2 separate regions of the Homo sapiens genome follow, and region 2 is linked to region 1. A link is an interaction called in ENCODE POLR2A ChIA-PET data of the cell type or tissue named here. Cell type or tissue: OCI-LY7. All regions are shown on one strand.

Evidence for each region. Peaks named below come from ENCODE experiments on the same cell type or tissue, not always from the same donor. Only the 100,000 strongest peaks of a DNase experiment are listed, where the experiment ranks them.
Region 2: POLR2A ChIA-PET joins it to region 1 with 5 read pairs; 2 of 35 experiments call an interaction of 5 or more read pairs at or near these places.

The regions. Positions count from the first base shown.
Region 1 is chr17:4,431,669-4,436,668 of GRCh38, reverse strand. It overlaps SPNS3 (SPNS lysolipid transporter 3, sphingosine-1-phosphate (putative)), which reads right to left and starts at 2,729. Exons shown (of 12, transcript NM_182538.5): 1 at 2,503-2,729. The coding sequence starts at 2,701. RefSeq lists an enhancer at 2,013-2,667. In OCI-LY7, no CTCF peak of the experiment used is centred here; DNase peaks (open chromatin) are centred at 988 and 2,778; H3K4me3 peaks cover 2,371 bases; H3K27ac peaks cover 3,081 bases.
Region 2 is chr17:4,196,936-4,201,935 of GRCh38, reverse strand. ANKFY1 (ankyrin repeat and FYVE domain containing 1) reads left to right here. Exons shown (of 25, transcript NM_001330063.2): 8 at 4,359-4,563. It also overlaps the pseudogene LOC100420060. Among named protein-coding and RNA genes, the nearest start is that of CYB5D2, 56 kb to the right of the region's middle. In OCI-LY7, CTCF peaks have their summits at 1,718 and 1,922 (motif pointing left); a DNase peak (open chromatin) is centred at 1,925.

The DNA of each region.
Region 1 (5,000 bases):
ACCCCTTTGGGGTTTTTTGTTTCATGTGTTTTGTTTTGCTTTGTTTTGGCTTTTTGTCTTTAGGGGTTTAGATAAGATCTTGCTCTGTCACTCAGGCTAGAGGGCTCACCGCAGCCTCAAGCAATCCTCCCGCTTCAGCCTCAAGCAATCCTCCTGCTTCAGCCTCAAGCAATCCTCCTGCTTCAGCCTCCCGAGAGGCTGAAGACATCACTGTCCCTGGCTAATTTTTTAAATTTTTTGTAGAGACAAGGTTTTTCTATGTTACCCAGGCTGGTCTCGAACTCCTGACCTCATGTGAGGAGAAGCTCCTGACCTCTGAGCTCCTCAAAGACGATGACCAGGTCTGGGGATGGCTCTGCAGCCCCTAGAGTTTCATGATTCCATAGCCACTCTCTGGCATGCTGAGCTGGTAACTGACAGATCGATGCCCAGGTCTCAGAGATGCCTGGCAGCTGCAGGCACCCTCCTGAGCTCCCAGCCCGGCCTGTGCCTCCCCCTTGTCTGGCCGCACCTCTCCGCCTCGCAGGACTGCCATCAACCAGCCTCTATCTCTGCCCCATGAGATGGTCATTCCTGAGTTCAGGAACTCCAAGTCCGATTTCCTCCCTGGGTCCACAGCAGCCAGCAGGGGGTCCTGCCCACAGTTAGTGCTCAGCCGGTCTTGAATGAATGAATGACAAGAAGAGAAGAGCAAGTGGAGCCTCAATCAGCTGTTGTTATTGTTGTTGTCTTTGTTTGAGACGGAGTCTCGCTCTGTCGCCCAGGCTGGAGTGCAGTGGCACGATCTCAGCTCACCGCAACCTCCGCCTCCCGGGTTCAAGCGACTGTCCTGCCTCAGCCTCCCGAGTAGCTGGGATTACAGGCGTGAGCCACCACGCCTGGCCCCTGATCAGTCTTGAATGAATGAATGAGTGAGTGAGTTAGTGAATGAGTGACAGAAGACAGAGCAGGTTGAGCCCTGAAGCCTGCAAGAAGGAAGGCAGGACGTGTGAGGTTTGCGAGCAGCCTGTTGTCCTAGAAACACAGCCAGCAGGAGCTATTCTTGTCTGGCCCAGGCTACCCTGTCCTCCACCTAGAACCTGGGGGCCTCTGCCTGGAAGTCCTGCCTGCTGTCCTCACCCACCCACCCCTCATTATGTCTCTGGCCCCACCCCCACTGTGCCCTCCCTTAATTTTTAAAAAATATTTATTTATTTATTTATTTTTTATTTTTTATTTTTTTTTTTTTGAGACAGAGCCTTGCTCTGTCGCCCAGACTGGAGTGCAATGGTGGGATCTTGGCTCAATGGTGGGATCTCGGCTCACTGCAACATCCACCTCCCAGGTTCAAGCAATTCTCTGCCTCAGCCTCCCCAGTAGCTGAGATTACAGGTGCCCGCTACCATGCTCGGCTAATTTTTGTAGTTTTAGTAGAGACGGGGTTTCACCATGTTGCCCAGGCTGGTCACAAAGTCCTCACTTCAAGTGATCCGCCCACCTTGGCCTCCCACAGTGCTGGGATTACAGGCCTGAGCCACCGCACCCAGCCCTAAAATATTTTTAATTTTTTAAATAGAGACAGAGTTTCGGCTGGGCGCAGGGGCTCATGCCTATAATCCCAACACTTTGGGAGGCCGAGGCAGGCGGATCACCTGAGGTCTGGAGTTCGAGACAGCCTGGCATACACGGCAAAACCCCGTCTCTACTAAAAATACAAAAACTAGCCTGGCATGGTGGTATGCGCCTGTAGTCCCAGCTACTCGGGAGGCTGAGATAGGAATCGCTTGAACCTGGGAGGCAGAAGTTGCAGTGAGCCGAGATCGCGCCACTGCACTCCAGCCTGGGCAACAGATTGAGACTCTGTCTCAAGAAAAAAAAAAAAGGCCGGGCACGGTGGCTCATGCCTGTAATCCCAGCACTTTGGGAGGCCGAGGCGGGTGGATCACCTGAGGTCAGGAGTTCGAGACCAGCCTGACTAGCATGGTAAAACCCCGTCCCTACTCCTCCTCTACTCAAAATACAAAAATTAGCCGGATGTGGTGGTGCACGCCTGTAATCCCAGCTACTCGGGAGGCTGAGGCAGGAGAATCACTTGAACCTGGGAGACAGAGGTTGCAGTGAGCTGAGATTGCGCCACTACACTCCAGCCTGGGCGACAGAGCGAGACTCTGTCTCAAAAAAAAAAATAAATAAATAGAGACAGAGTCTCACTATGTTGTCCAGGTTGGTCTCAAACTCCTGGGCTCAAGCAATCTTCCTGCCTCAGCCTCCCAAAGTGCTGGAATTACAAGCGGGAGCCACCATGCCCAGCCTGTGTCCCTTCTTAGTTGAGGCTGGATTGGGAACATCAGTTGGTCCTCCCCGATTCGAGCACAGCTGAAAACCACCTCTAGAGGTGAGAACACCAGAGATGGGCCCAGGAGCAGAAAGATGGGTGATGGCTGGAAGGCCACCATGGATCTGCAGCCCCTGGCTGGTGGGCACAGCAGCAGGTACTGCCCAGGGTAGCCATCCCCTCCTCACCTGCAATGATGAACCAGTTCATGTAATTCAGGAGGTTGATGTAGCAGAGGACGGCGGCAGCCACGTAGGCCCTCCACGGGGGCAGGCTCCAGGAGGTGGGCGTGATGGGAGGGGGACACTGCCTGCCTGGCCCTGGGGACTGGCCCTGCAGACCTCCTGGCCCAGGCTCAGGGCACTCCGCTGACATCCCCCCAGCCATGCCAGCCTGCAGCTCTTGGCCTGAGACTGGCGCCAGGATGAAGCAACATTAGCTCAGCACGAAGTCACTTCCTGTGGGGTCCCAGGCTCCAAACCTCAAAGCACCTGCCCTAACTGTTGGGCGTCTTATCGCAGGTTCCTCCTGACCCCACGGCAGCTTCACCAGTGCGATTTCCCCATCGTCAGCCTCTGAGACCTGCTACGGAGGACAAGGGCTCCTGGCACCCCCACCCTGGGGACTGGACAACTCTGTGGTCCCCTTGATCTAGCCTGCAGCTTCAGTGGCTGCAGTGAGGAAGGGAAGCTTCCAGGGCAGGAAATGAGATGAGCCTCCCAGAGTGCTGCTTGCTGTGAGATGGTCTAGCTGCCCGTACGGGACTGTGAACCAATGCCTTGAAGCCGGGGCAAATGAGGAAGGCTGGGCATTGGCCAGGACAGCAGCATTGCACTCGACTGCCAGGCAGGATGAGCACCTACCCAGGATCTAAGGTCCTTCCCGGAAAAACAAAGGTAGCAGAGGGGGCTGCCTACAAGAAGACAGCCTGTGTGCAAAACTCATCAGTGGGGGCTAAATCTGGGGGGAAGACTTCAGTGAGGGGGGAGGGTGTCAGCACGGTCACGAAGCATCTCTTGATAGATTGCTTATTAGTAACAAAAGGAAAAAGAGTAACTATACAGTAGAGGAATCAGACATCTTGACCAAGGGGTTAAAATAAATCACCTGTGAGAGGCAGGAGGGTGTCGTGTGCCTCCAGATGTGAAGGTCTTCGCAGGTCACAGCATCATCTATGTGGCATTCCAGCCAGGAAGGCACAACCGGAATCTCATCATGAGAAGACATCAGCCAGACGCGGTGGCTCGCACCTGTAATCCTAACACTGGGAGGCCAAGACAGGAGGATCATCCAAGCCCAGAAGTTTGTGACCAGCCTGGGCAACATGGTGAAACCCCATTGCTACAAAAATACCAAAAAAATAAAAAATTTTAAAAAAAAATAGCCGGGTGTAGTGGTGTGCGTCCACAGTCCCAGCTACTTGGGAGGCTGAGGTAGGAAGGATCGCCTTAGCCTGGGAAGTCGAGGCTGCAGTGAGCCATGTTCGTGCCACTGCACTCCAGGCTGGGTGACAAAGCAAGACCCCAACTCAAAAAAAAAAATTTTTTTTTTAATTTTTAAAATGAAAAAACATCAGACAAGCCCAAATTGAGAAACACTATTTCTTTAAAGGGACTGTATATTGAAAAATGTCAGAGTCATGAAAGACTAAGAAAGACTGAGGGAGCTAGGCGTGGTGGCTCACGCTTGTTATCCCAGCACTTTGGGAGGCCGAGGCAGGTGGATCACCTGAGGTCGGGAGTTCAAGATCAGCCTGACCAATGTGGAGAAACCCCGTCTCTACTAAAAATACAAAACTAACTAGGCATGGTGGCAGGTGCCTGTAATCTCAGCTACTCGGGAGGCTGAGGCAGGAGAATTGCTTGAACCCGGGAGGCACAGGTTGTGGTGAGCCAAGATCACGCCATTACACTCCAGCCTGGGCAACAAGAGCAAAACTCTGTCTCGAAAAAAAAAAAATATTCTGAGGGACTGTTTTGGATTAAAAGCAACAAAGAGACAAGATAGGCCAGGCGCGGTGGCTCATGCCTGTAATCCCAGCACTTTGGGAGGCCCAGGCGGGCGGATCACGAGGTCAGGAGTTCGAGACCAGTCTGGCCAACATAGTGAAACCCTGTCTCTACTAAAAATACACAAAAAAGTAGCTGGGTGTGGTGGTGTGCACCTGTAGTCCCAGCTACTCAGGAGGCTGAGGCAGGAGAATCATGTGAACCCGGGAGGCAGAGGTTGCAGTGAGCCAAGATCGTGCCACTGCACTCTAGCCTGGGTGACAGAACAAGACTCCGTCTCAAAAAAAAAAAAAAAAAAAAGAGAGACAAGACAATAAGACAATTAAGAGCAGTACAGGATCCCAACCTCGCTCCTGTACTGGATCAACTGATAAAACTGGATCAGGAAGAAATAGCATATCAGCATCTGTGAACTATGGTTATGTAAGTAAATAAGTAAATATCCTTATCTGAAGTATCTAGAGGTACAGGGCCATGATTTATGCCACTCATTCTCAAACGGTTCAGGAAAAAATATTAGATATGTATAGTAAGAAAACAAATGGGGCAAATATTAATAATAGATGAATCTGGGTAAAGATTATAAGAGTTTCTTTACGCTATATGATAAACTTTCTATAAGTTATAAATTATATCTAAACAAAAAGTTAAAGCATAAAATGACAAACCAATTTAAA
Region 2 (5,000 bases), 230 kb after region 1:
GCTAATATATTGTTGTCTTTACATATTTTTTCCTATACCAAATCCGTGTGGAGTTTGTTCATGCTACAGAGTAGGACCCTCTGCGTATATGTATAAATGGATAGCAAAAGCCTGACCTAGCCTAACCCCCTATATGCATGTTACCTGCTGCCTGCAGTGCTTTACTGCCTCTGTACTGTGAAGAAATCTAAGCTTTGATACTGGGAAAGATTGCAACCTTCTGCACCCCTTACCCCACCCAAAACGGGAGCAGAAGAATGAAAATATTTCAAGAGAAGGGACTTACTGGAAAATTGTTAAGTTACCTGAAGTCATGATTCATTCAAATAAGAGCCTTTCTGATAAAGTAGAACCCAATAGCCCTAACCAGTCAAATCCATTTTCTTCTCAAACATTTCCCAGGTTCTGTTTTGTATAAGACAGTGTGAATACAAAAAAAAAAAAAAAAAAAAAAAATCAGACACAGGCCAATCTAGCATCTGAGGAGCGAGTCAGCATCTGAGGCCTCTTGTCTGCCCCAGTGCCAGAGCCCACATTCTCTAGCAAGATGGTCTCTTGGAAGAAAGCATAGAGCAGATGGGAAGTGTTGAAAAAGAGACAATCGGCCTGGGCGCAGTGGCTCACGCCTGTCATACCAGCACTTTGGGTGGCCAAGGTGGGAGGATCACTTGAGGCCAGGAGTTTGAGTCCAGCCTGGGCAACATAGTGAGACCTCACCTCTACAAAAATATTTTCAAATGAGCCAGGCAGGGTGGCATGCGCCTGTACCCCTAGCTACTTGGGAGGCTGAGGCAGGAGGATTTCTTGAGGCTGGGAGGCTGAGGTTGCAGTGAGCCATGATGGTACCACTGCACTCCAGCTTGACCAACAGAGTGAGACCCTGTCTCAAAAACCAAAAACCAAAACAAAAGCAAATGATTTTCTAATTTCATACCTACTGAGAACCAGATGAAACCTGTATATTCAAATGAAAATGGGCACAGGAATACAGGCAACAGACCTGAGAGAGCTTTACCACTCCTGAAACCCCATTCTAGATATTCAGACTGTAGATATGTAGTCGAAGGAGATGAAATGATATCGTAAGATATGAAAGGAAAACTTTGGAAGAGAGAGAAAATCATCGTCTCGAGTTGTGATTCAAAGGAGTCTGCACTCACAATTCTAACAATTAGGAACCGAAGCATCCTGATGCAAAGACAAAAGCACATCCTATGGAAAGATCCATAAATTAAAGAAGTTCCAAGGCAGCTTCAACAATCTAGCATTCATCGCAAGGTCACCCACACATTTAAGGAGTATAGTCAACTCTCATGGGACCAGCAAATCAAACTCTAGGACGTTGTTCTGCATGCTGGGGATCATCCAGCTGAAGAAGGATGTGATTTGCAAGAAATTCATCCTGTAGACCTTGGTGAAATGGAGACGGAATCTGCAGAAAGTACCTCTGAATCCCAGCTCTTGGGTTAACTTGCTATCACCCATCAGAGTCACACATGGGGACTTCAAGTTGCAAGTTGCAAATGATTTTTATTTGGAAGATGTTTAACTGAACCCTTGAAAGACTTTCCAGGCCAGGTGCCGTGGCTCACGCCTGTAATCCCAACACTTTGGGAGGCTGAGGTGGGCGGATTGCTTGAGCCCAGGAGTTCAAGACCAGCTTGGGCAATGGTAGCAAAACCCACCTCTACCAAAAACACAAAAAAATTAGCCGGGTATGTTGGCGTGCACCTGTAGTCCCAGCTACTCAGGAGGCTGAGCTGGGAGGATCAACTGAGCCCTGGAAGTTGAGGCTGCAGTGAGCCGTGATGATGACACTGCACTTCAGCCTGGGTGACAGAGTGAGACCCTGTCTCAAAAACAAAAAAAAAATCCCCAAAACCCAACTTTCCCGATATGAGCTCATTGATGCCACCTGGAGGCTACTGAGAGCAATTGCTTTCACCCAGCAAGGCGTGATGCCCCAAGCCTTTGTAACAGGTTTCTGTTCTGTGTGTTATGATGCTTTGCTATTCTTGCCTTGTTTTCTTAAGAAACATACATTTTATATATACATGGTGTTTGCGTGTTTTAAATGTTAAATATAACTAAATCCAAGAAAGACTGAACTTTTAATCTTACAACAAATTTAATTGCTTAATCCTTGTCATCCTCCAAGTTAACTTGACAAGTAAACTTTAACTGGTTTTTCAGAAGTATTTTTTAACACTAAATGGCCACTTGTCAGATTGCTTAGTTCCGAGTTTAACCATGTATTTGTAGAACCAATCTAGAGTCAATTTCTCTTTACTAGTGTCTGACAAAGTATTTTCACAAATGTGTACCATTAACATTTTCATCTTAATTCTTGGCCTTTTGTCAACATGTCAAGGTAGTTTTTTTCACTCCTACAGAGCATAAATAGTCAAAGATGGTAAATGAAACTATTAAAATTAATGAATTTTGGCCAGACACAGTGGCTTATGCCTGTAATCCCAGCACTTTGGGAGGCTGAGACAGGTGGATCCCTTCAGCCCAGGGGTTGGAGACCAGCCTGGGCAACATGGTGAAACCCCATCTCTACTAAAAATATAAAAAATAAGCCAGGCATGGTGGCATGCGTGCCTGTAGTCTCAGCTATTCAGGAGACTGAGTTAGGAGAATCCTCTGAGCCAAGAAGTTGAGTCTGCAATGAGCCGTGATCGTGCCAGTGCACCAGCCTGGGTGGCGGGGGTGAGACTCTGTCTCAAAAAATAAGAAGAAGAATGGTTTTTCTGTAAGTTACTCAGCCTTTGTTGAGTCAGGATCTCTCTCTGTCACCCAGGCTAGAGTGCAGTGGCACAGTCATAGCCCACTGCAGTCTCGAACTCTGGGGCTCAAGCGATCCTCCCACCTCATCCTCCTGAGTAGCTGGAACCACAGCTGTTGTCACCGCTCCTTGCTAAGTTTTTTTTTGTAGAGATGGGGTCTCCCCATGTTGCCAGGCTGGTCTTGAACTCTTGGGCTCAAGTGATCCTCCCACCTCGGCCTTCCAAAGACCTGGGATGTTATTCAGTCTTAATTTGATATCTGTAAATTGTCCTAGGTAGACTCTTATCTGTAATACTCCAAGAGGTAAGTCAATGGAAGGGATTTAGAAAGAAATTTTGTTTCCACAACAAGGTTATTTACCATGTGAAATTTTTGTAAATAGTAATGTGTACAGATACTCTGTTCAAATATTTCATTGTAAACTTCTTATTAAGTCAGTTATGTGTATATAATGAGATTACAAAACTAAAAAGAGGCCGGGCACGGTGGCTCACATCTGTAATCCCAGCATTTTGGGAGGCCGAGGCAGGTGGTTTTCCTGAGCTCAGGAGTTTGAGACCAGCCTGTACATCATGGTGAAACCCCGTCCCTACTAAAATACAAAAAATTAGCCAGGTGTGGTGGCACATGCCTATAGTCCCAGCTGCTTGGGAGGCTGAGACATGAGAATTGCTTGAATTTCGGAGGCGGAAGTTGCAGTGAGCTGAGATTGCACCACGGCACTCCAGCCTGGGTGACAGAGCAAGGCTCTGTCTGAAAAAAAAAAAAATCTAAAAAGAAAATAAATTTTATAATAATAAAACAGACATGGGATTACTCTGAGTAGGAACGTGAATGCAAGTACAGCAGAATGGGGGTAGGTGTTGCTTAGTTAGGTACAAGCTGTGGTCAGGAAATAAGAAAGAAAGAGAAAGAGAGAGAGAAATTGTGTAGGGAGGGATCCTGGAAACCCTTCTGAGAGATGACCGAAGGAGGCCTTTGAAGAGTAGAAGCCTAGTGTTCTTTTTTTTTTTTTTAAGACGGAGTTTTGCTCTTAATCCCCAGGCTGGAGTGCAATGATGTGGTCTCAGCTCACCGCAACCTCCACCCCCTGGGTTCAAGCGAATCTCGTGCCTCAGCCTCCCAAGTAGCTGGGATTACAGGCGTGCACCACCACGCCCGGCTAGTTTTGTATTTGTAGTAGAGACGGGGTTTTTCCCTGTTGGTCAGGCTGGTCTCCAACTCCCGACCCCAGGTGATCCGCCCACCTCGGCCTCCCAAAGTGTTGGGACGACAGGCATGAGCCACTGCGCCTGGCCCAGCCTAGTATTCTTAAACAGTGAAAGGATACTGAGGTGAGGAGGCAGGACAAGTGGTAACAGGTAACCAAAAATTGAGCAGAGCCTTTTGAATTCGTCTGTAACTCCATGATCTCAATGAGTTTCCACTTACAGATGCCCCAAGAGGTTCCTTCAGACACATCTAGTTATCGCTCTCCTTTGTCTGCAGTCATTTTCTGCTCCCTCTTGAAGAAGCACTGGCCAGAATACTTTGCCCTGACACTGTTTCTTCTATTATTTCTTTTCAAGGAGATCTCTTTGCTGCCACTTTCCTCATTAAGAATGGGGCCTTTGTCAACGCTGCTACACTGGGTGCCCAGGAGACACCACTGCACCTTGTGGCCTTGTACAGTTCAAAGAAACACTCAGCAGATGTGATGTCTGAGATGGCGCAGATTGCAGAGGCCCTTCTGCAGGCTGGTGCCAACCCCAACATGCAGGACAGCAAGGGGAGGTAAGCTGGGGAGCAGACACTGTGCCCTTAGCACTGTTCTCAGAAGATATCTTACAGTAGCATGTAATTGGCATACGGGGAGTTCATGTTCTTTAGTTTGGCATTATTCAGTCTTATTTTCATTAAAGTCACAGACATCGATGTGTAGTAGTAGTGTCACTACTAAAACCAGAGGCATTTGGGGAAAACATTTCTATCCTGGGTAACTGAAGTCTTCGAGGTTTTTTTTGTGTGTTGTTTGTTTGTTTTTAATTGTGTCAGCATCTCACTCTGTCACCCAGGCTGGAGCGCAGTGGTATGATCTTGGCTCACTGCAGCCTCTACCTCCTGAGCACAGGTGATCCTCTCACCTCAGCCTCCTGAGTAGGTGAGACTACAGGCACACGCCACCCCACTTGGCTGATTTTTGTATTTTGGTGGAGACAGGGTTTTGCCAT